Regions from separate parts of the Mus musculus genome. Here regions 1 and 3 are each linked to region 2. Evidence: chromatin loops called from intact Hi-C (ENCODE). Cell type or tissue: heart. All regions are shown on one strand. Links, peaks and the distances in the headings refer to the core of each region. The heading gives the core; the rest is flanking DNA.

The links. Peaks named below come from ENCODE experiments on the same cell type or tissue, not always from the same donor. Only the 100,000 strongest peaks of a DNase experiment are listed, where the experiment ranks them.
Region 1: it touches region 2 in a loop (2.5-fold over the local background); 13 of 42 quality-filtered maps call a loop at or near these places.
Region 3: a loop joins it to region 2, with 6 times the contacts of the local background. A loop is called at or near these places in 6 of 42 quality-filtered maps.

The regions. Positions count from the first base shown.
Region 1 is chr1:65,649,088-65,659,417 of GRCm38, forward strand. No RefSeq gene overlaps it. Among named protein-coding and RNA genes, the nearest start is that of Crygf, 270 kb to the right of the region's middle. In heart, for the core only: no CTCF peak of the experiment used is centred there; no DNase peak of the experiment used is centred there.
Region 2 is chr1:65,306,674-65,317,003 of GRCm38, forward strand. Pth2r (parathyroid hormone 2 receptor) reads left to right here and starts at 4,584. Exons shown (of 13, transcript NM_139270.2): 1 at 4,584-4,997. The coding sequence starts at 4,923. In heart, for the core only: a CTCF peak has its summit at 5,648; no DNase peak of the experiment used is centred there; H3K4me3 peaks cover 1,082 bases; H3K27me3 peaks cover 1,704 bases.
Region 3 is chr1:66,650,457-66,660,786 of GRCm38, forward strand. It overlaps Unc80 (unc-80, NALCN activator), which reads left to right. Exons shown (of 65, transcript NM_001368824.1): 48 at 1,004-1,174; 49 at 2,840-2,932; 50 at 3,554-3,589; 51 at 3,928-4,146. Gm39655 (a long non-coding RNA gene) reads right to left here and starts at 2,861. Exons shown (of 3, transcript XR_865491.2): 1 at 2,757-2,861; 2 at 392-442. In heart, for the core only: a CTCF peak has its summit at 5,488 (motif pointing left); no DNase peak of the experiment used is centred there.

The DNA of each region.
Region 1 (10,330 bases), core at 1,224-9,223, 340 kb after region 2:
AGCTCTTGTTGATTTACTAAGTGTGCTTGTGGATTTAGAGGACTGTTTCTTCCTTAGCACCTCTCCAGACAGTCCTATACCACATATGCCTTCACTTCCCTGGGGTAAGCAATGGGGCAGCATTGGGGAAGAGTCAACCATTTCATGCAACTATGATAATTTAGTATTTGAAATGTATCTATTTTATAGCCCAGATTCTAAGTTGGCTATTACAGCAGTTCCTAAGATGTCATGTCTGTGAATAATAGGTCTTATTTTTTAATCACAAATTATCCTTATATAAGGACATGCCTAACATATTTATTAGATCCCTAATTGTCATGCTATTTATACAATGATATTAACAACACATGAAATTCTATGAAGTTAATTGTTAGCCAGATTTAAATGGGAATGTTTTGAAGTCATCTCAGCTGCTCCGTTTCTCTAATGAAGACAGAAATGGATGGCATAGCACATTCCTATAGTCTCAGCACCCTGGAGGATGAGGCAGGATGGATGCTGGGAGTTTGAGGACTTTTTGACACTTGAAGGAGTAACAAGATAGCCAGAGCTGATAATGACAGTGAGTCTAAAAACAAACAAATGAGAGGAAAAGATAGAGAAAGAGAGAGAAAACACAAAAGGAAAAGAAATATACAATACACCAAAATGCATTGCAAGCAAGATTTGAGTCTTTCCTACTGCTACAGACAAACTGTATTAATGTGAATGTTGTATTTTGATGGCCAGATTCTTGTTTATAACTTCACTTTCATGAAGATCTTCTTGGGTTCTACTATCTCTTCAATTATGTTACAACTATTTAACCAGAAAGCCATTTCCCCTCCCCCTAAGAAATGTAATTTTATGTTAAGTAATAAGGAAGTTAAGTATATAGTGAAATGTGTCTTAAATTGAGACTGTAAGATTGAAATAGAATGATTAGCAAGTAAGAATATTATTTTAAATTGTGAAAATTATGAGGGCTCGGGGCTGAGGAGACAACTTAGTGGGTAAAATGCTTGATGCTCGAAATGAAAACCATAGCTTGGATCTGCAGCATCTACTTAAAACCCTGACCTAGTGTCAAGTTTCTGTAATCCCAGTGAACAGCAGGAAACAGCAGAATCTCTGGGGCTTGCTAGCTAGCAAGCTTAGTTAAAATGATAGGTAACAGGTTCAACTTAAGACCATGTCTCAAAAAAAGTTAAGGTGGATAGAAAAGATATCTAACATAGACCTCAGAAGTACACAAGCACACACACATGTCAGCAAATTCATGCACTAATGTATGTATCTCCACCCCATATATATATATATATATATATATATATATATATATATATATATATATATATATATATATATTACACACGTAAATGAGAGAGGCCTTTGTAGTGAATGACATATTATTTTCACTAGTCTTTGTAATCAAAATAAGACTAGATAATAAGGTTAGTCATGTATAACTAGAATTATCTATATTATTTTTAATAGTTATGAAGATTTGTGTTTAGGTATACTTAGTACCAAAGGCTATTAGTATGAACTAGACATTTAAGACAGATAAAGCTCAATAATTCAAAAGGTAAGGTTTAGCCCTTGAGTTCTATACCACAGCAGTAGTGCCATTGAAGTGACCTGTCATTTCTCCTTATTCTGCAAGGTTCAAAAATCATGAGGTGAATTAGCAGACCAAAATTGATGTTCAAAGCAGAGACACAAACTGCATTGCTTCAGTGCTTGCTTTCCAATACTGGTAAAGTATGTTCCCGTGAGAATCCTCTTAGCCATCTAGTTTAGGGTTTCTTTTGCTTCAAAGAAACACCATGACCAAAAGCAACTTGAGGAAGAAAGGCTTGCTCCCATCTCTTGCTCAGCCTGCTTTATGATAGAATCAGGGACCATGAGCCCAGGAATAGCACCACCTACTGTTGCTCCCCACCCCCACCATCAATCACTAATTAAGGAAATGCCTTAAAGCCAGATCTTATGGAGACATTTTCTCAGCTGAGTCTCCATCCTCTCCAATGGCTCTGGCTTGGATCAAGTTGACGTAAACCAGCCAGCGCACTGTCCATTCACATGTCGCTCACATTGGCTTACAAACTTGTCTTTCCCAAGTCCTTCCAGATTTTGGTGTACCATATTTTGACCTCATAAAACAATTTAAGAAAAATACTTACTTTCTCTAGTTTTGGTAAAATTTCTGATAGATTATGCTAGACTAATTTTTCTTTAAATATTTGAAATGATTCCTGTGAATATGAAAGTTGTGTGCTAGAAAGCTTCTTTATGGAAAAGCTTTAAATTTATTGATTTAGTTCTATGTGCACACAAAATCACAAAGACTGTGACAGCACACAGGACCTGCACAGGTTCAAGTCAGACAAAGTCCTGGCACAGAGGACAGAAGGTAGACAAAAAGTCCCAAGCTTAACCAAGAAGCTATCAGTTTTCTAATCTGGTGTTACTGGGTCTATCAGCTCATTCTCAGGGTAGACTCTATGCCCAGGAGGAATTGACTTAAAGTTTGGTATAACTAAAATATAGATTAAACTAATAAGCAACAGAGTTGTGGTATACATTTTGTTATTTTGTGTTATTGTTACTTTTGTTGGTCTTGATATTCACTTCTTTCTATAACTACTTTTTAAATGATGTGAAAAATTTACACAAATCTATACTCTACACGGAGATTACTCCAGCCCCTGTTCCCCTCCTTTCCTAGTTCCTGCATCCTCTGCACAGTTTCACTGACATTCATGTCATAAATAGAGATGATTTTATTTTTCTTTATAAAATCTAGAAATACAATACAGAGAAATATAGTCTTTGTCTCTTTGAGACTGGCTTAATTCACTTAATATGAATGTATTTGATTGCAAGTTAAGTTTCAAAAAAATCTAAACAGATCTAGTTATGCACATGGCTTTCCTAACATCCATGGCATCTTCACGCACTTTTCTTCCCATCTCTTACGGGTCTGTAGTGATACTCCTCCTTTACTTCTGACATTGCTAAATTGTGTTTTGTTTTTCTCATTTTTCTTTAGAGCCAAAATTGAACTTATTTCACTTTCTCTGTTATGTATGTTGCCTTTTGCTAATGCAAATGTGCCTTATATTTCATTAAGCACTTCTCATTTAATTATTTTCTCCTTTGATAGTCTTTAGACTTTAATTTAGAAATCTTTATCTAGACTTTGAGATGACAGATTAGCCCACCGATTTTTAATATTTTTTTCTTTTTCTAACATGTTCAATAAGACTTTAAAAGACAGGCAGGCGTGGTGGTGCACGCCTTTAATCCCTGCACTCGGGAGGCAGAGGCAGGCTGATTTCTGAGTTCGAGGCCAGCCTGGTCTACAAAGTGAGTTCCAGGACAGCCAGGGCTATACATAGAAACAATGTCTCAAACAAACAAACAAACAAACAAACAAACAAACAAACAACTTTTAAAAACACAGTTGTGCACTGTTTAGCATGACGTTATGCCATAATTTTGTTATTTGTTTATCTGTATTCTAAATTATATAATTCTTTGATCCAATAATTATTTAAAAGTATGAAGCCTAATTCAGTTTTCTAGAAAATTTTATCATGCCAATTGCTTAATTAAAATTTAGTCATTTGTTTTATGAATTCCAAAGCCATTTTCTATTTCCCAGAAAACATTTGCTACTCTTAATGATTGTGGTGATAATTTCTAATTTGCTAATTGATGAACAGATTTTAATGAAATTTGTTATCAACACTCTCTGAGAGAGTCAAAAAAAAAAAAAAAAAGAAAAAAAAATCCCTTGCCATTGGTGGCTCATTGAACTTGCAAACTTCGGGCTACAGTTGTTAGGCTCTATCTATCGTCTTTTGCTGCTTTTCTTTAATCAGTAAAGACTAAAAGACACTAATAATAAATTAGATTTCTACAGTAATGACAAGTATCTTTCATTACATAGTGCCAGACTGAGGGAGCTGTAGTAATTGATATTGTGTTGTAGCCTTTTCATGGGTATGAAAAGTACAAGAATGGTTTGGTTGGATGATGTATATTTTATTCCATTTTTTTAGCATAGAAGCTATAAAATTGAAAGTATATTCCCTTTGCACTCCCTAGCTAGGGTTATTTACAAGATTTATATACATATAATTAAGTATAGATTCAGAAGATAAAGTAAGAAAGAAAGGAGGCTATGGTTACTACTATCTCTAACTTCTGTCACTAAACACTATTTGAAGTATCTGGCTATTTTTCAGTGTCTTTCTTTGTAACACATCTTTACAGAACACAAGTAGTTTCCTTGTGGCTGAGATCTGTGGAAGAGTTTTGAAAAATCATACTGATAAACAAAGTATAAGCTTTGTTACCTCAGTTTTTTTCAATAATTCTGACTGGCAGTGAGTACAACAAGATCCATTATTTTCTGGTTAATTTATCATAGTTAAGTTTCCCAGAAATTTGATTCTGATCAATAGAATTATGACATATTTAAATTCATCATTGAATATAATTTTCACATATATGCAAAATTATCTGAAAGTGTCATTTTGCTTTCATTACTCATGTATAAAGTGGTGAATTGAATAATAAAATATTTAGTGTAAGAAAGCACAGAAGCCAGACAATAGTAAAAAGGTTTTTTGTTTGTTTGTTTTTTTTTTTTTAAATAAGGAAGGTAAAAAAGAATAAGAAGGAATGATCAAATTGGAGTTCTCTACTCAGGGGATTTATTCATTGTAAATCAAGAGAAAAGTAAATAATAATGGGCAATTAGAAGAATTCTTGCCAGCAGTCCTATATTGGTTATGAGTATTTGGGTACATATAAAATTAAAGAAATAATTCAGTATTTAAAAGCTGATTATTTAAAATAAAACTTCATCATTGCTGATGTAACTGATACGATAAGTAACATTGAGGAGTCTGAGGGACTGGCATGGATTTTATGTTTCACAAAATGTTATGCTACATTTATTGTCACTGAACTACGAAAGAGTTTGTCTCTGTCTCTACATCCATATGTACATGCATGCACTAGTCAAAATATAGAGAAGCAAATTTTGAATGAGAAAATCAAAATAGAAAAGTGGAATTATGTAAATAATCCAAATAAAAACAGAGAAGGCAAATACAGGAAAAAGAAGCAAACACAACAGTTGAAGTGTATCTGACAATGTTTGCTAGAGTGTCTGAAACAGATTTGTATGTAGAAATTAAAAGGACAAATATTCAATAGTTATGAAAAATTTAAAACCATATAAACAAGTGATTCAGCAACATGGTGAAAAGTTTACTAATTGTCTTTGAACAGATGACCTACACTAGCAAGCATTTTATTTAAATTAGAATTTTTAAGACAGTATATCCAATTTTCTTTTCAAGTATGCAGAATATATTCACCAAAGAAGACTGTATGCTGGGTCATAAAATGTACTTTGAGGAACTTGAAAGAATCAAAACCATATGCAGAATATTCACTAATCTCACAGAACTTGGAGAGGTGGTCCAGTGGTTACAAATATGGACTGCTCTTGCAGAGAACCTTAATTTAGTTCCAAGTCACTGCATGCCTGTAACTCCTGCTCCCTCTTGTGGACTCCAAAGAAATATTCAACCACACATGTACAACCCACACACAGACGCATATACGTTAGTGGAGAGCATTGGACAATTTGCTTATAATCACTGCAGCTGGGGGGCTGTATCAGGAGTCTTGCTATGAAAGAAAAGGTACTGTGTGTGACTCTCCATGTGATCTGAATGCTGGCAGTGTCATTTCTTCATTTTACTTGTTAAATAAATATTACTTTGCACATGCTCTGACCTACTTGAATGAATTAGCTAATAAGGTAACGTTATTAGCATGCAGCTGACATTTGAAGGCTGTAGTGTCTGTGAATAGATAAAGTGAGAGGCAGAGATGACTGTGGATGGAATTCTAGAGAACATCCACAGGGATGGGGCTAAGAGGAGGATGAAAGTGACTTAGAAGCTGTTAACACAAGACACTTTTGGTCTTCTCTCTTTCCGTAGAATTTCCCCAGTATGTGTCAGAGTGAGATTGAATAAGAGAGACAAACTCAGGCACACTGATCTCTGGCAGAATCCAAGTTAGGGTTTATCAAAAGACAATGTATATAGCAAGAGAGTGGAAATGAATATTATATGTTTTAGAAATATAGTACCATACAAGCAAAACAATCTTCAACTTCATTGGTGAAATAAGAACACATCTTTTTCATGTACAAGTATGGGTTTAGGCAGCTCCAATGTCTACTCGAAAGCAGAGCAATGTGGAGAGGAAACCTGTGTAATTCTTCTGGTACCACTCAAAGGTTGGAAGAAGACGCTGCGTCCGTCTTTTATCTGACTCAAAGTTGCAAAAGAATATGGGGTAGTGCAAGTTTGACTAAATGTTCTGCTGTCTGAGAGAAATCAGTCCATTATCAAGTTAGAGGTGGGACTGATGACAACAGCATAGCCCAGAACACTTCAGACACACACATCTCGTCCACTGAGGAGACCACCCCTCATTTCACACAGCTGCTATGTGCCCCATTAGGTTCTGAATCTTCAGTTTAGATACAATCCTTTTCAACAATCATTTCACAAATGTTTGATGAGAGTGTCTATGTCTTGCCAGGTGCTGTGCTATGTGTTTGGTATAGGTAAAAAAGAAAAAAAAAATCTGATGGTGGAGCTTAATTATAGTAAGAGGCTAGTATATGTGCTACATAAAAGTCAAACTTCACTGCTTCAGATTATTGATGGTGGAGGGTACAGTGAAGTATATGGAGTATCTCAGAATTTAAAGGATATAAACATCATAGCATGTATATTATCCTTGCTGGACACACCTTAGAAAGCTATGGTAAATAATACCTTGACCATCTGTGAGGGTTAAATCCTATTTGCCAGCTAATAATTACATTTTTAACTGAAATTATTCTCTGACTAATCACTCCTAGTTGAAGTCACCCAGGTTAGCATCATTAGTTCAAAGACTGTCTATTAGTTTGTGTCTATATACTTAATCTGTAAATAATTATTATGGTGGTTAAGTAGTAAACATTTATAATGACATACAGTTGTATAGATATATTTCTGGAACAGGATGGTTTCTGAACTATACTTAGAAGATACCTGCAGAGCATCACTGGATGAGGGGGTTGGCATTTAGTCCACTTGTGACTTTATTCTGCACATGCCTTTTTGTATCTTAAGTGAATGCTGTATGAAAATGATCATAAGTAACACAATAGAGAGAAAATGGAGAATGACATGAGTCCAGGTGGCTGATTGACACACAGAATCCTCTCATCATAAAGGATAATTATGTAGTACCACGAATAATGTAGGCAGACATCGGTGTATGCTCAACAATGGGACCATGTTACAGTTGCCACAGCTGGACACTGTATTAACAGCTCAGCAATTTAAAGCTCCATGGTTATAATTCATCGGTGGTTCAGTAAAGGCCTCTAAATGTTCTATCACAATATTCATGTTTCCAAGCAACTATTTCTATAGCAGTGTGCCACTAACCTATGATTAAACAAATTACACAGGGGGGTTGAGTAATAGCTTTTTGGAAGATTTAAAATTCATGAAAAATTTCGCATCCCCATTTTTATTTTAGTATTTCATTAGTTTTGTCCACCTTCCATTGAAGACATTAAAATTCCAGGTGTGTTACACAGAAAGAGAAAACAAAGCATTTCAATGAAAATAATAATGAAAATGATAATGAAAGGGTCAGAATGAGAAGAGATGATGGGCTGTATACAGATGAGATGACGGTGTAATTCCACCTCACATGACAGCATCCATCCAGGCAGAGAGCGGAATGGTGACCAGCTACTCCTCAGGGGTGGAGACAAGGTTAGAGAGGTCGTTTACCTGTTCATCATTGTCTGGAAAGGTGGGACGAGAATGCTCAGAAGCTTTCTCAACTAATAATTGTATTGGTGTGAGTGATAACCAGGGATAAAAGGATGAAGGAACAAGACATGATTAACATAGGACTCACTGGGAGCCCTGTGCTTTTGCAAGGGCCAGTAGTTTTGGTTTTGTTTTGTAAATAAACTTTATGTATTTATTTACGTGTCTGTATGTGAGTGCCATAGGGTATACATGAAGCTCAGAGGAAAACCGTGGACATTAGTCACTGCTTTCTATCTTATCTGAGACAGGGCATATTACTTATTATTGCATATGCAGGCTAGTTGGCCCTCAAGCTTGTGGGAATTCTCATGTCTCTGCCTTTTACCCCAACCCAGGAGTCTGGGATTACAGATGCATGTCAGTATGACTTTACATGAGATGTGTGGATGGGAATACTAGATCCTAGCTCAGATCCTTACATTCACTTTATCCACGGTGTCATCTTCTCAGTCCAACTTCTCAGTTTTGAAAAGGAGTTTGTGAGTTAGTAAGGCTGGATTGAACGCCAAATAAGGATCAGAAATATTGATTTTTTGGACTGATTTTGTTTGTTTGTTTGTTTGTTTTGTTTTGTTTTAATGATGATAGGGGTCTAGGAGAAACTCAAGAGATGATTTGATGTCAATTTCTGGACTCATGTAGCAGAAAGTGAGAACTAAGTCTAATAAAATGTCCTCTGACCTCTACACATGCCCTGTGACACATATGCTTTCTCTCTCCAATAAGTTTTGTTTGTTTTTTAAAGGGGGTGCTATAAAGGCAAATGTCCAAGTGGCAAATGACTTTCAATGAGCCTCATAATACTCCCTCCCCTATGACAGTGTCATTTCATGAATCACAGAGGCAGACATTAGAGAATTCTCAGGGATCTCTGCTCACTATTGCAGTCAGTGATAGAAATTTTCCCATTCTTAACAGTTCAGCAAAGAACTCCAGTGATAGTAACTCAGTAACAGTTTAATAATGTGCTGAGTGTGTCAACCTACACTTTCCTAATAATATCAGCCTAAAGATGAGAGTAAAGATGTCACTTTGAAGTGACAAGGAGACAAATAGATTTCCTTTCCACTTGTAGTCAGAATGAAGTAGGTAATAAATATCAAAATCCCTGGGTAAAATTAAGCCAAACCTAAATATAATGTGGTAAAGTACATTTAAAAGGCTATGTGTATGTATGTGGAAAAATGTGTAGAGCATATTCCATACAACAAACAAGGTCTATAGCCTAGGCAGGAAATAGGAGGTGTGGCATTTGGGAGGCAGAAAGGATCCTGGGAGAGTGCAGGTAGGAAATTGACCTAGAAAGATGTGACAAGATGGTACCTGAGCAATTGAGGAGCTCAAATCAGCCACAGGGCAAAATGTCGATTAAGATAAATGGGTTATTATAAGTTATATCTAGTCAGAGAAGAGCCTAGTAATACGGCCAAGGTAAATGTAAATATATTTTGGGTTTGAGACCTATTTCTGGGAAAATGGCTCTGGGAGAAAGAACCAGACTTAACCTCTATGCTCCTTTCCTCTAGTTCCTCTTCCTTTTTTGTCTCCTCTCTCTCCTTTTTTTTTTTACTCCACACTTCTCTCATTTAAGTTGTTATTTTTTCTTAGTCTCTCCAAACTTATCTGTCTCTGCTTCATCTGTTAAGTGATTGAGCAGATTATTTATAAGCAGAAAGGGAACAATAAACTCCATCGTTGGCTAGCACCTTGATAGAGGATTGAAAGACTGCTGGAAGAGTTTTAAAAGTGTAGAAAGTTTGGCAGGAGAGAACAATTCAATAGGTTGTGGAGAAATGATAAACCAGACAAGGAAAATTCCTAGAAGGGAAGATGTGATGGAGAGCAGAACTGTCAGCCTCAAATGTTCCCACTCTATTCAGTACCTGTCTAAATGAACAGGACTGAGGAGCTCAAATGGTTTATGTCAGCCATGACTTGGCCCTTGTTGCTATAGCTTCTGACATTAAAACACAAAGCCAACCCCCCAAAACAACAAAACAAAACAAAAACAAACAACAATAAAATGTGAATGCTGGAGATCTGAACTCAGGTCCTTATGTTTGCATTTCTTTAGCCAGCTCCCTATTCTTATACACAGTTGGGTGTTAAATTATAGTCTTTTAAAAATGATCAATTTCCATAGCAGGACTTTTACTTAACTGTGATTGGTTTCTGTGTAGTAATCTAACATCTCACCAAAGTCCAAGTAAACTAAGGTGAGATCTAAGTAGAAGAGAAAGAGATGAGTTACAGAGGGGAAGGATGCATTTCTGTGTTCTTCCTTTTGTGATAAAGCCATCATAACTACTCAGGAGCCACAGCACACAAACAGTGACATACCACTCCCATTAGCTTTGTTCTCTTAAAGTTCACCCAAGTTCCTGGTCTTCATCAGTGAATAATAA
Region 2 (10,330 bases), core at 922-8,921:
TTTAAAGTATGATAAACAAGTAGGTTGTCTAGTGTTCTTTCTTAATCCGTCTTCACATTCAAGGGCTGCTACTTTTGTAATTTAGGTTAATTTATCGTCTCAGTGTTATTGGGTACAATATTGGGAGCATATGCTTACTTGTGCTGAAATGTGACAAATCCTTCAGTTGAATAAGACTCTCTTTCTAAGGGGGGGGATTTGAGTGGCAGGTTATCTCTGTGGGGGGATGAAAATTTGAATGAGGGGAGGCATTCCCCACCACTGTGAAATTCCAGACAAATGTTAAGGGCAGCAGGAGGTAGGAAGTCAAAAGTGGTTGTCCAGGCTGGGGTCTCCACACCTGCTGTGCTCTGTCTCCATGTCAATGGACTTTCCTGTGTAAATGGCTATCACCACTAAAGCGGAACCTTGGTTTACAAATATTTTAGGGTTTTTTGGGGGGTGGGGTGGGGATGGAGGATAACGTTATCTTGTTGATATGTTTTCCAAACTTTATGCTCATAAAAGAAACTTCTAAAATAATAAAACTAGAAAGTATGAGGTATTATTTTGGTCAGCCATTTAGCTTCTGATGATGGCTCATTCAAACATTTTTTTTCATGTAAACTTCATTTCTTGGGGGATGATTCTTATCATTAAAGGTATTTTTATGGCAAGAAGTATGGTGGGAAATGTGTAGGAATGATTGAAATCTTGGAAGTTGAGGGACTTTTTCAAGCACCAATATTCCAAGATCCAGTGTGTGTGTGTGTGTGTGTGTGTGTGTGTGTGTGTGTGTGTGTCTGTGTGTGTCTGTGTTGGGGGATGGATCTATGATGCTCACCAATTCTGGAGAAAGAATGAGTCACCTCTGAGAATGCCATATGATTTTAGAAAGAAAACATGGAGTTGAAAGGGTGCCCAGAGTGAGCTTTCTGTCCAGCCAACACTGGACAGGACTCACCAGGTTGCAGCTGGCATAACGATTAGGAGAAACATTATTTTTATGGTCTACGTTAGGAGACAGATAAGCTCTTCACACCTCGAGGACAGGAGTTTGGTGGTTGGTGGCATCTAGTCATCACTGCTGAGAGCTGGTGGTCTGAGCCTCCTCCCTATCTGAGCTCTTAGATGCTCAGGCTTGAAACTACAGTAGAATTTGACCCAGGCATACAAAATCATCAGCTTCCAACTTTAACCTCCAGGATTCATTTTCATGATGGAACTTTCAAAACCACGTTGCAAGTAAGTTTGGAGGCTCTCAGGGGAAAGTGTATGTCCGAAGATTTGGAGGACATATTTGAAAACTACAGATAGAGAATGAAGAGGAAACAGCAGGTAGAAGAAGGCTGTCTGTGGGAAGCAAGCTGGAGGTGTCAGGTGGCTTGTTAGCCAGTAAGGTAACAAGAGATTTCTTACATAATTATTCAAGAAACAAACACAAGGCTTTTGTTATTTCACAAGTTAGGGAAAATATGGATTGAAGGGAGGACTGCCAAATGCACAATTGTCTAACTTTTTAATTTTCTTCAGGCTTTATCTTGGCTGAGGTGGGCCCTGTGTTCATTAGTTATGTCCTATAATCCCCAATAGAGCAACTTTAAAATTTGCTATGGCTTACTTTTCATTATGTTTTCTAAAGCTACAAATTAATTTCTGAGTATCTTATACTAGGCTTTGTACATTGTTAATTATAAATTGAATTTGATAGGCTTTATGAAGGTATTGACAGATACCAAGCCTGCTGTCATTTATGTAACTCTGTAGAGTGGATGATAGGAGTTTTGTTGGCCTGGTTGTTATCTCAGTTCTCACATCAGCATGGTCTCTAGACAGAAGCACTGCCCTTGTGGGGCCCTCTTTCCTTATAGATAGATGTATCTGGCCCATTCCTCCCTGTAAATGCCCAGGATTCTCCCTGCTCTTTGTTGCTGCTGCCTTTTTCCAGAGCTCCAGGCAGAGGACCTCCAGGACAGAGGCTCAGATATTACAGCTGAGGGAACTGGAAAGTTATTTGCCAGAGGTCCTTGACATCTGGGGTTGATGAATGGGATTCCTCTCTGGGTAAATGGCAAGAGGCTCTGCTCACTCAGCTGCAACTCCCGCTTTATTCCTTAACCCTTCTGGGGAGCTGCACTTGGGATTTTAGAGGATGCTATTAAACTTTTAGCCTTCAAAAGATCTTCCCCATTAAAAAGATAGATTCTTCGGCCGAGAAGACAGCTCAGCCGGCAAAAGTAAGCATAATGATTGGGGTTTGGTCTCCAGAGCTCATGTGGAAAGGTCTGGAAGGGATGGTGCATGCTTGAAACCCCAGTGCTTGGGAGATGGAAGACACAGATGTCCTTAGGATGGGTTGCCCAGCCAGCTTGGCCTTCTTGGTGAGTTCCAGGCAAATAAGAGACTTTGTTTCAAACAAAATAAAACATGAAAAAAAAAATCACACACACACACACACACACACACACACACACACGAGGGAAGGAGGCATCCCCACATAAATGAATATGCACACACACACATATATGAAAATAGACTCTTTAGTAAATAATGGTATGTTTATTCATTAGTCTGATAGCTGTCTATCTGTCTCAGCCATTTTTATTCTTAAAAGCCTCCAGATTATTTGCGTTTTGCTGCTTGGAAAATCCTGACTTGTAAAGAGAGGAACTGCCGATCAGGAAGCCAGAGCTGTGTGCATTAGCCCACGGGTCTGCACTAGCATTTGTTGTGACAGGATGAAAGTAGGCTTCCTGGACTACTGGCTCCCAGGGCCCTTAGAGCCTGAAAGATGTTGGCACCTTAATCTTACAGAAAATCTCCCCACTTTACTGAAGACAATATCAGAATCTTCTGGAAGCCTTCCTGCCCCTTTGTAGTCTGACTACTTGGTGACATACTTTATTTTATGACTTAAAAAAAATCTCTAGGAGGAAGGAATCCTTTGAAGAAACATGTTTCCACATCCTTGAGTTTAATCGGGGGAGGGGGAGTCACTTGTATTTTGGTCAATGAGAAGCTATTTTGTTATTTTAAAAATGTTACTTTTTTATGTAGAAAAATTTTTGGCGTCCAATGTAGGACAGTAGGAGTCTTACATGGATACTGGGTACTTAGAGAACCTGTTAAATTGCTATTAAATTGAATACTTTAAACAAGCTAATTAAAAATTATTAATGGTACAAAAGAATGAGAAACGATTTTGATGAAAAGATTCTACATTTTCCAGTTTATACAAAAAACAAGTATTCAATATTTTGGCATAAAATTGACACGATAAAATGGTGAGCTAGCTCAGTGGTAGACCTTAACTTGTATCTGGAGGCCCTGATTTGATCCATAGCATTGCAAAACAAAACACTGGTAGATTTAGATACATTAAAAAGGAAAAAAAAAAGCCCTTGACATTGATTAAAGTATTAGAAGTTAAGGTGAGAATAAAGGTGTACAGCCATAGCAGCGGTTATACAGAATATTGCAAGTACAGACAATATTCTTCTATTCAACATAGTCCTTTGCTCAGTCATAGATTGAGTTGTCACAACCACAATCATTATCATCATTCATCATCACCACCACCACCATCATCGTCACCATCATCAATAGTAACTATAATATATACACTTACTGAGCATCTCCCTTAGAGGGCGCTGCATCTTAAACTCAACTTTCCCGATAAAGTTTTGAGTGTACAACTGGACCTAACGCTTATGTTCTCCCAGAATTCATATGCTTGCAATCTAAGGGTCCAATAAATAGTAGCAATACCCTGATGAGGGATCCCAGAGAGATACCTTCACAGTTTCTGCCATGGGAGGGTACAGTGAGAAGAAGGGGCAGGCAGACCATGTTCTGACCATCAACTCTGAGGAACAAAATTACTATTAAAGCACGTGAGAGTACAGGAAGAGGGTTTAGCAAGAAGCTAGTGGTTTTGGAGTATTTGCTATAAGCTTTCATTTTGAGCACGCCTTTCTAAGAGCTGCATTTAAAGGATTGAAGGCAAAACCTGATGATCAACACAAAACCCTGTGAGCTTGGAGCTTCGGTGAGCTTGGAGGACAGAAGCTACGGTTTACTGCACCAGTCCGTCCTGATCAGAACGTGTCTTCAGAGGCAAAACTCCCAAAATGCAAAACAAAAACAAACAATAACCCATAACTGAAAAACAAAATCAAGCAAGCAAGCAAGCAAGCAAGCAAGCAAGCAAGCAAGCAAGCAAAAAACCAACAAAATGTTGCTAGAAATAACTGAAATATTTCTTTTGGGACTTTGAGCTTCCACAGGACTGAGTCCTTTTATCGTCAAAATGCTATTTCTCATTAGTAATTTGTGTGACACACACACACACACACACACACACACACACACACCCCTCCCATATCTGCCATATCATTGTAGTGAGGAGAAAATGAATCGGAGAACTTGTGCTGTGGGTAGCTGCAGAGACTAACCCTACAGGTCTCAGGAAGCCTTTATCACACTGGCATCTTGGTGGCAGATGGTCAGTGCGCATCTGGGCAGGAGGAAAGTTTTGGGCCATTCCTCTGAGGACTTAGGGCATTCCCAGAGATGGCTTGGGGACTCAGAGCCCAGTGCAGCGAAGCAGACACACCGAGAGTCAAGCCTGGCTGCAGCCCTGCTTCGGGATCGCATGGCATCTGAGCTCCTGGGTTGCGGACTGAGTGACTGGCAAAGGACGCACTGGCGTCCTCCGCCCCCTCCCTGCAGCTGTCCTCGGTAGAAGGCGGGACCACCCAGAGCCCTCAGGACGGGGTTCCAGACTCTGGGGCGCAGGCAGCCAGACCCCCGAGAGTCCTGGCTAGTGACTCCCGCGCCTCAGCTGCCCAGCGGTGCCTCGCTCCCCATCACAAGTTTGGTCCATACTGGACAAGTAAGCGAGCCTGGGATACAGACTGCTTTTGCCTTGGGCAGTTTTGGACATGGCCTGGCTGGAGACTTTCACCTACATTTGTGGATGGCTGATTCTCAGTAGCTGTCTCCTGGTTAGAGCGCAGGTAAGAGCTGGGACACCAGAGCGTGCTTCCCCAGCCAGAGAAGCAAGCCCAGGGCGCGCCGCACTGCACCGGTCTGTCCACATCCTCTTCAGGCGGGAGGTCCCAGCTCCGGGCGGATGGACCAGCTTCCTGGTGTTCAGGGATCTGGTAATGCACAGCTGGAGGGGGAAGAACTTTGTTCTTTCTGATAATCCCCGGGGTACTCGCTTCAACCACCACAGTAGGTTTTGTTTGTTGGCAATTCACCATCATGTTTGAGAGCTTAAAACTTCTAGAATCGATGATACAGTGTAAAAGTGTAACTGTTTCTCTCTCTGATACAGAAGCGCGTATTTAAGCAAAGGGGCTATACCGAATAAATACCGTATTAAATACAGCTCGGGTCTTAAACGTTGAATAGCAGTGGTTGTAATTTTCTTATTGCCACTGTCGCTTAGGGGTTTTCTGGAAGTTCTTTCATAGTGGGTCTCTTTAATGTGCACGGAACAGTTCATCTTCATTTTTTTAAGTCAAAGAATATGTTAGGTTTATAGTTTTATTTATTTATTTTTCAAACGAACTAGAAAGATGCTTGCAGTGGTGTGTGTTTTGTGGTTTGATTTGTCCTATGATTTAAGACATATCCGAGGTTATATATGTCCTGTTCGGTAGAGGGCGCACATTGACTGTCAAATAAAGATTCAATTGGTTTTAAAAAAACTTCCACAAAGTTAAAGCACCCATGAATATGTTCCGGTGGTACTTAAAATGACATCTTAGACCTTTAAATGACCAAATTGAATTTTAGTTATTCAAAAGATACAGTTAAAAAAATCCAATCTTCCAAAGTCGTAACAACATAAAATCAGAAGATATTTCTAGGAAATATCTTTCCTGAGACATGCTACTCTTACTTAGCAGGATCAGGACATTTCATGTAGACTTATTGTGTTGTGAAAAAAGAATGAGTGGGGAATCATACAATGGACACTTAAAAATATGTTCTCTTAAGTTCAAAAGAAGTTTCTATATTTGTAGAAGGAATAAGCAGGTATGGGGGGGGGGAGCCTTCTAGACTGGATGGTACATTTCCATTAGAGTAACAGATGATCTCCAAGGTACCACCTACATTTCTGTCTTAGGAGGTCCTTGGATACTATGTTAAAACCTCTATCTCCGTGTGTAAGGAGCAGATCTGCTCTGACCAGTTCTTTTCACTTGGTGTTCTAGGTTCCTTTCAAGAAATTAGAGATATTATTTAGCACAATAAAGAAACAAATTACTGTGAAGTCAAGCGTAGATTGTTCCAATTGCCTTTTGCTTTCAATAAAACAAGTTGGGTCTTCACTACAGCCTTTTCCTTTTCGAGCCACATACCCATTTCTTTTGGGGTTGTCTCCTGTAGTGACAGGACATTCAGCAGAGTCTTTGTACTCTGTCCACTAGAGGCCAGTGACACCCCTTTGGCCCTGACAGTAGCAAATATTTGCACATACTGCCAGATCTCTTTGGGTGTTGAAATTCCTCCTGGTTGGTAATTATTTTTTAACAAGGATTTTTATGTCTTTTTTTCCTCCTTTTCTTTCCCTCCCTCCCTCTCAGTGTGTGTGTGTGTGTGTGTGTGTGTGTGTAGGAATTAATAACCTGCTGTATGATTACATTATATACTAAATTTTTAATCTTTAAAGAAAAACTGTAGTCTTAAACATATTTATACATCCTCTGACTTTTAGGTTTTCATCTTAAAAAGAATTATACTGGACTATTTTTTTTTTAAAACTTGGTAATTCTCGGTTTATTATTTTGTGGTTATTACATATTCTGAAATTTCATTAGTTAATTGAAAGAATTATAGAGCTGAAATGGATTGTGGGTATTATTTATTCAAGTGCTACCTGTTGATTCTATTAGCTAAAGCATGGGAGACAAGGTGTTTATGAAAAAGTGAATGGTAAATATACTTCTAGCTATACATATATTTAAAAATTATAAGATATTGAAAAAATACCAAATAAGACTCATCTGAAAAGAATGAACTGGTATAGAATAGATGTTTAATTGTCAGTCGACATTGGCTCACGTCACTAAATAGATAATAACATGGACCAGTGCCCACCAATTCTTATAAAGAACGCTATGGGTTTTGTGAAGAATTAGCCTTGTCTTAAGACACAGTTCAGTACCCATGCACTCATACCCCTGATATCATTACAGACTCTGGCAGTGCATGTCTTAAAGCCCGGACATGACATGACACCAGGACTATCATATAAATACACATTGTGTTTCCTCTACTGTGCCAGTGAGCTACCAGGAAAGAGACTTTGAGATGGAGATAGGGATGTAAGAGGTTTGTTGAGGGATGGAATGATGTCTGTGGAAGATAAAAGGACCAGGAACAGGAGAGAGTTCACACATGTGATGCTAGCTCTAGGTCAGACTGGTTGGTGCACGGTGTGCATTTTAGGAAGTGGATATTAAAGATCTCAGAGTCCAGATAAAACTCCAGACACAGCTCACTCCATGGAAGGAAGTGTGTCACCCTGTACAGTACATGGTGTGAGCAGAGACCGATTTGCTGATTCGGCTTTCCTGTGGCCACTCTGGATGGGGTGCTAGCACTGCTGTGGTCACTCTTAGGGCGTTGGATGGAGGGAGAAACAGCCTCAGGAACCTGGAGCGCTGCATTTGGATCTCTCTGCAGTAAATCTTTGAGCACAGACCTGGGTCCCTCCACTTTAATTGTTCCCTTCTGTGCAGTGAGGCAGAGGTCTGTGAACTCTACTAACCTACCCTGAAGATGCAGTCTCCGGGCAAGTCAAACACAGTACCCCAGGACTCCACTCACTCGGTCACTAAATGCCCAAGAATGTGCTAAAGCACTTTTGTTTCCCATTTAATTCCCACAATAAACCCGTGAAATAGGCATTACTTACATTTTTATACATGAGGAAAGTGGGCTAAGAAATGTTAGAGAATGTACAAATGCAGATAGTTTCCATTAAAGCATAGGGGTTACACTCTGGCTTTGGCTTTCAGAGCTCCCATCCCCTGCCGAGCGTTCCCATCCCCTGCTGGGTGCTCCCGTTGTGGAGGTGGCACAGCTCAGCTAATTTATGAGCACACATTCCCTTTGTCCAGTAATGCTCACTCCTGAGATGTTGTAGACCGTAGAATTTCTCATCTTGGTCTATAAGGAGCACCAAAGCAGGTCTGTGCTGCTATAGAATTGGGCACAGCCTGAATGTTCATAATGGGGTACTGTATACAGCAAGAAGCAATGGGTTAAATATGGCTTCACCAGCATGATGAGATCACAAAGCAGGACGAGATGACAGAGAAGCCATGAGAGAATGAGGAAATACCATTTACATATGTTAAAACGTGTATAGTGCAAAGCGCTAATGCATGCTCTGTAAACGTGTTCAGATAAAAATGTGTGTCTCACATGACACGTAGTGGATAGTGAAATGTGAGTGGGAAATAAGGAAGAGAGCAGAAAAATCAGCATGTGGTCACTGTGCACTGTGCATTTTAAGAGACTGACGTACCAAGGAGCCATTACTGGTGGATAGAACCATGAGGAGAGCCCTAGGACCTGGGCAGCTAGGGCACTCTTTTGAGAAAAATCTAGCAGAAGCATGACTGCCGATTATCTCCCCACTGTGCAGACTGCTTCAAGTCTCATTGCAGCTAAGCAGGGGAGAGTTGTGGTTGTTGTTGTTGTTGTTTTGTTATTTACAAGGAAGACCCGTGCGTATCCTTGGAGGACATGGAGGACATCCCCTTGGAGGGATGGAGTCTGATGGATTTCTCAATGGCTATGCTAACTCTGGGCGGTCTCTACAGCCTAGTAGCCCAGAGGCACAGAGATGGACGGGAGTTACACTTTGAGTTTTCTTGGCGACTTATCAAGTTATCTTTAATTTCTGAGCACTTTCTCAATTCTTTGGAACTAAATCTATAACATTCTCAGGCAACACCCACACACTCTGATCACTTTCCTGTCTCTGGCCTCAGCTGAGCTACTCATCAGCTAGGACGCTGGTTTGTCTTTTCTTCTCTTCGTTCCTTTTCCTGACACCTCTCTGGTTTATTAAGTCTCTGTCTCTGTCTCTGTCTCTGTCTCTGTCTCTGTCTCTGTCTCTCTCTCTCTCTCTCTCTCTCTCTCACACACACACACACACACACACACACACACTTCATTTCTCCTTTTGAACTTCATTTCCTCCACTGGGAAATGGAAGTAATAATATCATTTATGTACAGAATGTGAGAGTCTTAAGTTTAAGGATATACAAACAAGAAGAAAACCAAAGTACCAGCTCTTTCTTTTCTCCCAGTTGGATTAGCCAGGCTCACCTCAATCACATGGTGGTTGGATTGAGATTGCATCTAGATGCGATCAGGAACTGCTGCAGGTTTTGAACTGACACAGGAGAGAATTTGTGAGGCCGGGCCCTCCATCTGTGATTTTCTCCTCTTAGTCCTCATGCCTCTCTAGAACCCGATTTCTTTCTGATAGCAATTGGATCCTTAAACCATATTACTTATGCCTGTTATAACATGTGTTATTAAGAGCATCTAATTAATATGATGTGAATCAGAATTTTTGAGAGGAACAGAAGCAAAAGTATTGGATTTGTTTGGCTATTTTATTTTATTTTATTTTATTTTATTTTGAGACAGGGTTTTTCTGTGTAGCCCTGGCTGTCCTGGAACTCATTCTGTAGACTAGGCTGGCCTCTAACTCAGAGATCCACCTGCCTCTGTCTCCTAAGTGCTGAGATTAAAGGCATGTACTACCACCCCCTGGTTCTTATTCAAGAATTTTAAAAGTCAATTTATGCTAAAAAAATGCAGATATGGCTGGCTAAATTATACCATGAGAGGTCAAGAACCTGGTCCTTGCCTGGTCCTTGAAGCCAGGTGCCGCATCAGTTCCAAATCCCTTGTCCCTTACTCTCCGATAGAAGCCTGGAAACACTGGCTCTGATATCAGCAAAGGACTCATTGTCACCAATATCAGGCTAAGTCAACTGAGCCGTGGCAGGGAAGGCCAAGCAAGGTGCAACGGGCTACCTGCCTCAATGGTTTATGTTCCTGAATGAAACACACACACACACACATAGTCTTTATATTTTAATAAGCAGCACAATAGTTGGGTGACTGCCTAGCCTCTCTGCTGCTAGAGTCGACCTCCCACCAATAATTCTGAGTTACTACTAAATCCTTGGTGCCGTCCTGGCTGCTCAGGACCCATTTGTGCAGCCCTCTGGCCCTTGCTTTCTTGGCCCAGAGTCCAGGACGCTCTTCTTGCTTCTCTCTACGCCTCTGTGTCTCTCCTCTCTCCA
Region 3 (10,330 bases), core at 1,381-9,380, 1.3 Mb after region 2:
TTTTTGTCATCTTTAATGAGAAGTTGACATTATGCAAAAGGTAGACAGCCATCTAACTGTGGTCTTTAATAGAAGAAACTCTGCAGTCTGTAGTGTGTGGCCTTGCTCCCAGTTCCCTGTCCCTCCTGCAATACTCAGCTCCAGCAAGCACTCTAGAGTGAACACAGACATCCTGTTCTGTTTTGTATTCTACACATCATCAGTTAGATGCCTCAGATTATCAGTGACATTAAGACCTTGGTGACCTACGGCAAAACCCTTTACTTTTTTTGGGAAATACACTGATTTCTTGCCTCCTTTTGCTAGGCCATCATAGATATATTAGGACCTAAAAATGTGTCATAGCTTTAACTCCATACCCACCAAGTTCTGAAAATTGTCACCTTCTTACCGTAGAGTTCTGAGTCTATGCAGATATCCCTTCAGAAGGCAGGGCCTGGTGCTGAAAGAGACATGGCAGAAATGCTTGGTGTTTTGGTTCAATCTTCTCTTTAAGTTGAGGTTTCTGACATCTCTTTACTCTACCAAGTGTGCCGCCTATCCAGTGAGGCATGTCCTCTCACTCTCTTAAGGATGTATTGCCAGATTCCATCAAAATAACAGTATCTACCAACTCTTGCTTCAAAATGGCTTAGGCTTCCAAAGGCAGCTTCTTAGGAGAGGATTTAATAGTGTCTCAAAATTACTTCAGCTGAAAAACTGCCCTTAACACATTCTCAAACTGAGGCTTTGCTGAGAAACGAAGCCTGTTACTCGGAATGGTCTGTAGCACCCTGCCATTAGTCTGCTCTTCTTCCAGCCACTTACATAAACAGCTAATTCTTACTTAGCTCATGTTTCATTAAGAGAGGCTTTTTCACCTGTTGCTGGGTGCTAAATTAATGCATGATTGTTTTTGCTTGGTGTTATACAAGAAAGGGAATAGAATTCCCCTGGTGGCATTTCCATGCTCCTGGATGTCACAGGGTCCAATGTGACCTGGCTTTCTTTCTGGTATTTACAGCCTTCAGATGCTAATGGTCTTGGAGGCTTTAGTTCCATGCTACCTACAGAAGATGAAGAGGCAGACGTCCCAGGTAGAGACAGTGCCTGCTGCCCGGGAGGAGATTGCTGCCACAGCTGCTCTGGCCACATCACTACAAGCCCTTTTGTACAGTGTGGAGGTCCTCACCAGGTAATCTCACAGGCAGATATCTACAGCCTAAAACATGTATTTATTGAAAAGAGGAGGAAACTGGTTGTGACTAACCAACCTGGCCTTTGTTTATGGCTTACAGACAACTTTCTTATGGCTTATAACTGTAAATACTACCTAAATTACCTGGATATTTAGTGCTAAGTACTCTGAATAGTGAGTGACAGTAGCAATAATGATGACTTTTCTACATGATTACTAAACACACAATTACATATAACTTGATGAGTTTCTATGGAGATTTTTTTAGGCCAGTGGTAAACAAATCTTTAGCAAAGGGATTGTTATTGAATATGAAGATGCAAGCCACATTTTTAATTAGTTATTTGATTAGTTTTTAGTTTTTTGCCTTTACAGAAAGAGACAAAGGGGTGCAGGCAAGAGAGAGGACACGTTGTGAGGACCAGTTCTCCCCTTCCATCATGTGGGTCCCAGGAACTGAACTTCCTTTGTCAGGCTTGGGGCCAAGCAGCTTCACTCCCTGAGCCATCTTGCTCACCCTATTCAATTACTTTGAGATGTGTATTTGTAACTCTAACTAAGCATTCTTTTATTATTTTATTACTCATAAAGAGTAGGATTTTTACTGTAATTTTAGAAACTACAAATCAAATATAAACTTCAGAATATTACTCTATTATTGGGAAGAAGCCCCACGTGTGTACCAGAGTTTAGCCCTAAACAAAGTTCAGGAAGCTGTCCTATGAGGCAATTTTTGGGTGTAAATGAAAGCTGAGCTATCCCAGCAAGAAAGGCATGATGGGAGCTGTAGGTCCACAGAGGATGGCTGGCTGAGAGCAGAAAAGGCAAGAACAATTTGGGAACTGTCTGCTGTTAGCATTCTGCCTCAACTCCACACCACAATTACCTGGCAACAGCCAGATAGGCCTGACCCACTTATTTTATAAAGGGGCTGTTTGCCCCCTCCTCACTCTTTTGTTCTCTTGTTTGTCTCTTGCCCTCTTGGGTTCTTCCCTTCCTCTTCCCTTCCCTTCTCTATTCCCTTCCCCCTCTCTCCATGTGTTCATGGCCAGCCTCTACTTCTCTACTCTCTTCCCCTCTCTGCCTTTCTCTGACTCTACTACCCTCTTAATTCCCTTTCCCATGCCCTGAACAAGCTCTATTCTATACTACACTATGGTGTGGCTGGTCCCTCAGGGGGAAGGGATGCCTCAACATGGGCCCACTGAGATATCCCCTTCCCCCATACCTCACCACACACCCTCATAGATCATATTCTCTCTCTCTCTCTCTCTCTCTCTCTCTCTCTCTCTCTCTCTCTCTCTCTCTCTCTCTCTCTCTCTCTCTCTCTCTACCTTTTTATAAACACATTACGTGCCACCTAAGGAACTGCTGAGTTATCTTCTTAGTATCAGTTGGCACTTACAGTTTGAGCACAAGTCTTCTTTGAGGAGTCATGCCTTACTACTGAGAACCAAGACTTAGAACTTAAACTCTGTTATGTGTATAGAACTGGGAAGGAGCTTGGTCTGATAATGGCCTCTCAAGACTGAAGAGTTCAAAGCTGGACCACCTATCCTTTTAAGATTTGCAAACTTACTTAGGTGGGCTTCCCAGCTTGAGAATTTCAGAAATGTCTCCTCCTCTGTTGCTTTGTTCCGGAAACCACTGTTACTGTTGCAGGCCCATGACAGCCCCACAGATGAGCAGGAGTGACCAAGGTCACAAGGGAACCACCACAGCCAACCATACCATGTCGTCTGGAGTGAACACCAGGTAACTCACTGTGCCCTCTGCTTCTGTGGCCTCTCAGATGCAGTTCAGTAGCTAGGGATGAGACAAATCCTGAAAACAAAAACAAACAAACAAACAAACATTTCACAGCATTAAATATGAAACTCTATAAGGAAAACATCCCAAGATAAGAAAAGAGTGATAGTTTAGAGATACAGAAAATACCAGAGCTGGTTAGAAAATCATGATAAACTCACGCAGCCTTCATGATGTAGCACTTGTGCTGGGTCTGTTGGACTCCAAGATGACCAGAGACTTCACCAAGTCTTGGAGCAGAGAGACCCTCTCCTCCCCATCATGTTTGAAAATAAGACACAGATTTCAAAGTTGTTGGGTTTTTTTTTTTCATCCCCTCCTTTGGCTATATCCCATGAGTTTATATCAATTCGTACATTTTTCTTTATGCTCCTCATATGACAATGAAACAAGTTTTATAGGAACTATAATTGCTGTATATCTGGTGACCTGATGAAAGAAGACAGTACCTTGAAGGGTTAATATGCAATGTGCATTTATCAAAGTGCACCAAAGGCTTTGATATGAGCAGGCTCTGCCAAGGAATCCCCTTCTTGCTCTAAAGCCAGTTGCTCTTCTGATTCACAGGTACCCGGAGCAAGGAGCCAAGCTGCACTTTATCAGGTACGGAAAGACTTGCTCCGTCTTCACACCCTTTCTGAAGCACTGAGATGATTTCTTTAGACCTGGGTACCATGTCCATTTAACTAACTCCTGCGGTGGATGCATGATGTAACCGTTTCCATGTTAATCCTGAGGAAATGGCTCTGGGAAAGCCACTGCAGTGTGGTCTTCTGGGATGATAAATTTTCTTCATCCCCCAAAGGAGCTTCTGTGGAGCCCTGCCTACCACCTACCAGCTTCGGTGGGAAGCATATTTCTCTGCAATGGGACACCCTTCACTCATAGTAACCAAGTGCCCATGTTCTCTGAATCCTAGTTAATCTTTCCCAATCCCACAGGGAAAACCTCCATTTACTAGAGGAAGGGCAAGGCCTTCCCAGAGAAGAACTAGATGAACGAATTTCTCGAGAAGAATTCAGAAGACCCCGGGAATCTCTGCTGAACATTTGCACGGAATTCTATAAGCACTGCGGGCCGAGGCTGAAGATCCTGCAAAACCTAGCTGGGGAGCCACGGGTCACTGCCCTGGAGCTGCTGGATGTGAAGTCTCACATGAGGTACCCACGCAAGTGCCTCACCTCTGCCTGGGATGCTAAGAGCTTAAGCCATGTGTCTGTGTCTGTGTGCTGGGATGAACCAGGAAGTGGGGGATGCTCTGGGAGTGGGAAGGCTTCCTCCAGGAAAAGGAAGGAGATTCTTAGAATAATTTGTTTCCTGTGACTTGGGTACATACCATTTAGATCCTTCTGGTAAAGTACACATTTTATCTATTAAAGAGATCTCAGAAATAGAAAATGTTTTAAAAATGGGAATTCAGTCTGTAACTTACTGTCTGGCAGATTTTTAAATGTGATCCCAGAGGACCTAGTAGCTGATTTCTAGCAGTTTTTAAAGGATCATAAGAATTCCTTCAAAGAAAAAGTTCATGGTTAACAAAAGACTTACTTTGAATGCTTAATCTATCTACAAAACTAAATGTTCAGTTCTCACCAACCTCTCCAGAAACTGCATTATAATTTGCCAAAACACATCAATTTCCTGAACAGTAATGGCTTTTTTTTTTCTTAAAATGATCATCTGAAAGGGATTTAGTAAGTGCTAGGTGAAGTTACAGAGGAGGGCAAAAGCATGACCTGAAAGCAAGCTCTTTCCCTGTCAGCCCCTTGCCTTTGCTGAGCTGTGGGCAGACACCCAGACATGCCCGAGAGCCCCAGCCCTCCCCTCCATACTGTGCAGTGCTGGGAAAGAGCTTGTTTCACTCTGAGGAGTGCAGCTCCTATACAGAAGGCTGCAGTGTTTCAAGAACCTGTTGTTGCCTTGGCAACTGAGGGCTCTATTTATTCTAATTCATCCAAGTAATTCTGTGAATAGACAAACATTGCATTCAAAGATAGGCATTTTGTGAATGTGTGTGTGTGTCTGTCTCTGTGTATGTGTCTGTGTGTCTATATGTCTGTCTGTGTCTGTATGTGTGTGTATATATGTTTCTGTCTCTGACTGTGTCTGTGTGTCTCTATGAGTATGTGATTGTCTGTCTCTATGTGTGTGTCTGTGCGTGTATGTCACGGTGGGTCTGTATCAGTATGTGTGTCCATACGTTTCTCTGTAGTTTTCATGCCTCTATGTGTCTGTATGTGTTTTGTATCTCTGTATGTGTTAGTGTTGTAAATCTGCATGTATGTGTCTGTGTGTTATGCTATGTGTGTTTTTATGTGTGTTTGTCTATTTCTGTGTATACATCTGTATATATCTATACATATCTGTCTGTGTATGAGTATATTTTGTGCATGTTTATGTGTGTCTAGGGTTTGTAGGACTATTCTATGAAAATGTCTTCTTTGGACATTTAAGGGAAGGAAAAATAGGGACTGGAGCACCCTCTAGAGGCTAACACTAGAGCTTAACAAATCCTAAGGGACTACTTGGTACTTGGTGTAGATTTAAGGTTCAATAGACATTAATACTAATGAAAATGATCTACATTATATTAGACATTAGTGCTGCAAAATAAAGCCCTAATTTTCAAGGTTATCATAGTCCATTTCAAAGGAAAAAATAACATGTTTGCAAGTACTAATATCACTTGTATAATTAACTGTTTATTGTTTTCAGGCAACATATAAACTATATGATACAAAGAGATAGAATACACTAAGTAGATTAGGAAAAGATAGTGCCACATGTACATATTTATGTTTGTGATGAGATTGGCACAAAAATTAATATGAAATTATATTAGATTTATTTCTGAACCATAAATTTGATATTGACCTTCTGGAGTCTTAAAGTAATTAGCAAAATATGATCTGCTATAAAACCATAATGCCAATAGAAGAAAAAAGTAATTGCTTGGTGAGATGACACTTATTAAAAATAATGCCGTCCATGGTGTTAACCCCAATAAGCAGTGAGCTAAGAAACAGAAGGATCAAAAGTTCATGGCCAGTTTAGTCTTCACAGTTCTGGGATAATTGTGGCTACACAAGGAGACCCTAGTCTCACTACAAACAAACAAGCAAGTAAATAAAACAAAGGACAAACAAAGTCTCCCGGTTGCTATTTGTTGAAAAGAAAAAGACTGGCACAAAGAACAGTGTCCCCCACAATTCCTCTCTAATAGATAAGGGAACAGCTCCGTGTGGCCATGTAGATAGTTGACATAATGTCATTATGTGATTTGTCACAAGCAAGCTTTCCAGAGCCAGGATAGGGTGAAAGGACAGCTACTTTAGAGGCTGAATTACTCAGATGATTCAAACCAAATGTCCCCTATTACTGTACTACTGAACAACAAGCTTTTGATGAAGACAAGCATATGCTTCTTTGACGAGTACAGATGTTCTGTGCTACACTGTGAAGGGGGCAGATCCAAATACATGGAGGCAGTGCCTACATATATTAATGTTTCTTGTAATGTGCGTGTGTGTGTATGTGTGTGTAAGTCAAACTAATCATAAATTTTATAATGTGAATCATATTTAAAAGTTTAAGAATAAATATTACCCAATCAGAAAAAAAAACTTAATTGTAAAAGGGAAAATGGGGGTTATATATTCCAAATACCACAGAAGATGTTTGCTCAAATAGTTTGGCTTAGGCCTTTTAAAGAGCTAGGAAACAGTGTTGAGGGAGTCTATACTCTTTGCATTTGCACAATATCTGATTGATTAATTTCAAGAGTCTCAGTGAAAATATTCTTGATTAGAGAGACTCTCTGGCCAAAAGGAATTTCCTGCCTTATTCTGTCCTCCTGCGTTCTCAAAGCAGCAGCATTTATGATGTTTTTCCTTCCTTTCTTTCCCTCTCCCTCAATTATCCTCGCTTTCTTGTCCCTGTTCCACTTTTTGTCCCATGCTATTTGTCTTCCCCTCCCTTCTCAGTGAGAAGAACTCTTGAGTTCCCATGGAAAAGGATTAACGATTTTCTTCTTTTTTTATTTATTACGTATTTTCCTCAATTACATTTCCAATGCTATCCCAAAAGTCCCCCATACCCTCCTACCCACTTCCCTACCCACTCATTCCCATTTTTTTTCTTAAAACACGAATCAGTGTGCAAATGCATGCTATCATGGAGGTAGGGTTGAAAAAAAACTGTATGAAAGGGAAACTTTCTTGTAGGCTCACCACTAATCCATTTTTCATCATGAAAGGCTAAAGAAATTTACATGTTAACCTCTAAATGTTATTTTTTTTCTCATTTCTGGCTCTAACTATTGTTCTCAAGCTTACATTAGATAGATCATTTTTCAAACATGTCCCAAAGCTATCTTTAAAACATATCTCTTAAGCCAGGCAGTGGTGACACATACCTTTAATCCCAGCACTTGGGAGGCAGAGGCAGGCAGATTTCTGAGTTTGGGGCCAGCCTGGTCTACAGAATGAGTTCCAGGACAACCAGGGCTACACAGAGAAACCCTATCTTGAAAACAAACAAACAAACAAACAAACCACATCTCTTCACTTGATCTTAAACAAAAGGCTGAGAAGCAATTAAAAAACACATCTCTTTAGAGAACTAAACTCTGGCACTTATTCAGCTACATAAGGAATTGCATTTAGTCAGATTGATTCACTTTCTTCAATAAACTATGGCTTACAAGAGTCCAAATTGGTTATTGTCACAGTAGAATGTCTGGGAATGTGCAGGGATAAGGTGAAGGTATCTAGAAGAGTCTATGTAGATAAAACTGCCCTTATTTGGATACAAGCCATCTAAGAAATCATTTTTGTATGACATGCAAAGACATAAATAATACAATGTGCTGACTATTTGAGTCATTTCTTTATGGCACCCATGCTCACACACAATTTCTAGGACAATGGCCCAGTTAGGAAAGAAGCCGGTGGTTATGAAGGGACAGTAAGTATTTCTTGGCCATGAATGGTTGTCATGAAGATGATGAATTGACCTTATGCATTCAAAATTAAGCATAGGAGGAAGATATTAGAGAGAATTTAGGAATCTAATATGACAGCAGCATCTAACAGTACAGACCTCTGAAGGTATAACCAATTCCCTTAATAATAATGAGTGCTTCTATGTGTGAAGCTAGTCAGATGGAATACATGTTAGGGCATCTAAGCTTTGGAGAGATAGGCAATGGCTTAGATGTTCTTCCTAAAGTGGAGTGCCTAGAGGGCAGGCATACTGTGGTTCCTTTTGAGCATTTATTTGCCTCTCCTAAACTACTAACTTTTCTCTTTATTAAAATGCTATAGTTAATATATGAGAAAAGTAAAAGTAGAATATTTCCAATGTACTACTTCTAATTAATTAATAGATCTCCACAGGTGTGTGTGCTCTGTGTGTGTGTGTGTGTGTGTGTGTGTGTGTGTGTGTGTGTGTGTGTATGTGTGTGTGTGTATGTAGAATTATATTCTCTGGCAATTGAGGATAAAGGAAATCGGCAGAGTTCCTCTCTAGCATGCACAAGTCCTGGGTTTTATTTTCAGGCATGATATCAGAATCTGTAATTCCAGAACTTGGAAGAATGAGGCAAAAGAATATGAAATTCCTTTTCACCAGAAAATATGAAAACCAGAAGATCCTGGACAGATGTTATACAGACACTAACAGAACACAAATACCAGCCCAGGCTACTATGTTAATGTTTCTTGCCAGCAAAACCCTCAATTACCATAGATGGAGAAACCAAAGTATTACATGACAAAACCAAATTCACAAAATATATTTCCACAAATCCAGCCCTTCAAAGGATAATACAGGGAAAACTCCAACACAAGGAGGAAAATAACACCCCAGAAAAAGCAAGAAAGTAATCCTTCAACAAACCTAAAAGAAGATATCCACAAGAACAGAATCCCAACTCTAACAATAAAAATAACAGGAAATAACAATTACTTTTCCGTAATATCTCTTAATATTAATGATCTCAATTTCTCAATAAAAGGACATAGACATCCCTTCTGGTCAGCCCTAGCACCAGGTCACATTGAGCACGGAGTCTGAGGACACCCCCAAGGTCCACAGAGCACTCTTCCCGGGATCTCAGGACCTCTGGTGAGTGGAACACAACTTCTGTTCCAATCCAATCATGAGAGACCTGAGACAGCATTAATTGGGAAAGCAGAAAACCTGGACTGACCAGGGTCACAAGTCCCGTCTCGTCGGCCACAGCACCGGGTCACCTTGGGCACGGAGTCTGCGAACACGCACAAGGTCCCCAGAGCACTCGCCACGGAATCTTAGGACCTCTGGTGAGTGGAACACAACTTCTGCCAGGAGGCAGGTTCGAACGCCAGATATCTGGGCACCTTCCCTGAAAGAGGAGAGCTTGCCTGCAGAGAGTGTTCTGACCACTGAAACTCAGGAGAGAGCTAGTCTCCCAGGTCTGCTGATAGAGACTAACAGAATCACAAGAGGAACAAGCTCTAACCAGAGACAACTATAACAACTGACTCCAGAGATTACCAGATGGCAAGAGGCAAACATAAGAATCTTACTAACAGAAACAAAGACCACTCACCATCATCAGAACGCAGCACTCCCACCTCACCCAGAACTGGGCACCCCAACACACCCGAAAAGCTAGACCCGGATTTAAGAGCATATCTCATGATGATGGTAGAGGACTTCAAGAAGGACTTTAATAACTCACTTAAAGAAATACAGGAGAACACTGCTAAAGAGTTATAAGTCCTTAAAGAAAAACAGGAAAACACAACCAAACAGGTAGAAGTCCTTAAAGAAAACCAGGAAAACACATCCAAACAGGTGATGGAAATGAACAAAACCATACTAGACCTAAAAAGCATAGTAGACACAATAAAGAAAACCCAAAATGAGGCAATGCTAGAAACAGAAACTCTATGAAAGAAATCTGGAACCATAGATGTAAGCATCGGCAACAGAATACAAGAGATGAAAGAGAGACTCTCAGGTGCAGAAGATTCCATAGAGAACATTGGCACAATAATCAAAGAAAATGCAAAATGCAAAATGCAAAAAGATCCTAACTCAAAACATCCAGAAAATCCAGGACACAATGAGAAGACCAAATCTATGGATAATAGGAGTAGATGAGAATGAAGATTTTCAACTTAAAGGGCCAGCAAATATCTTCAACAAAATTATAGAAGAAAACTTCCCAAACCTAAAGAAAGAGATGCCCATGAACATACAAGAAGCCTACAGAACTCCAAATAGACTGGACCAGAAAAGAAATTCCTCCCGACACATAATAATCAGAACAACAAATGCACTAAATAAAGATAGAAT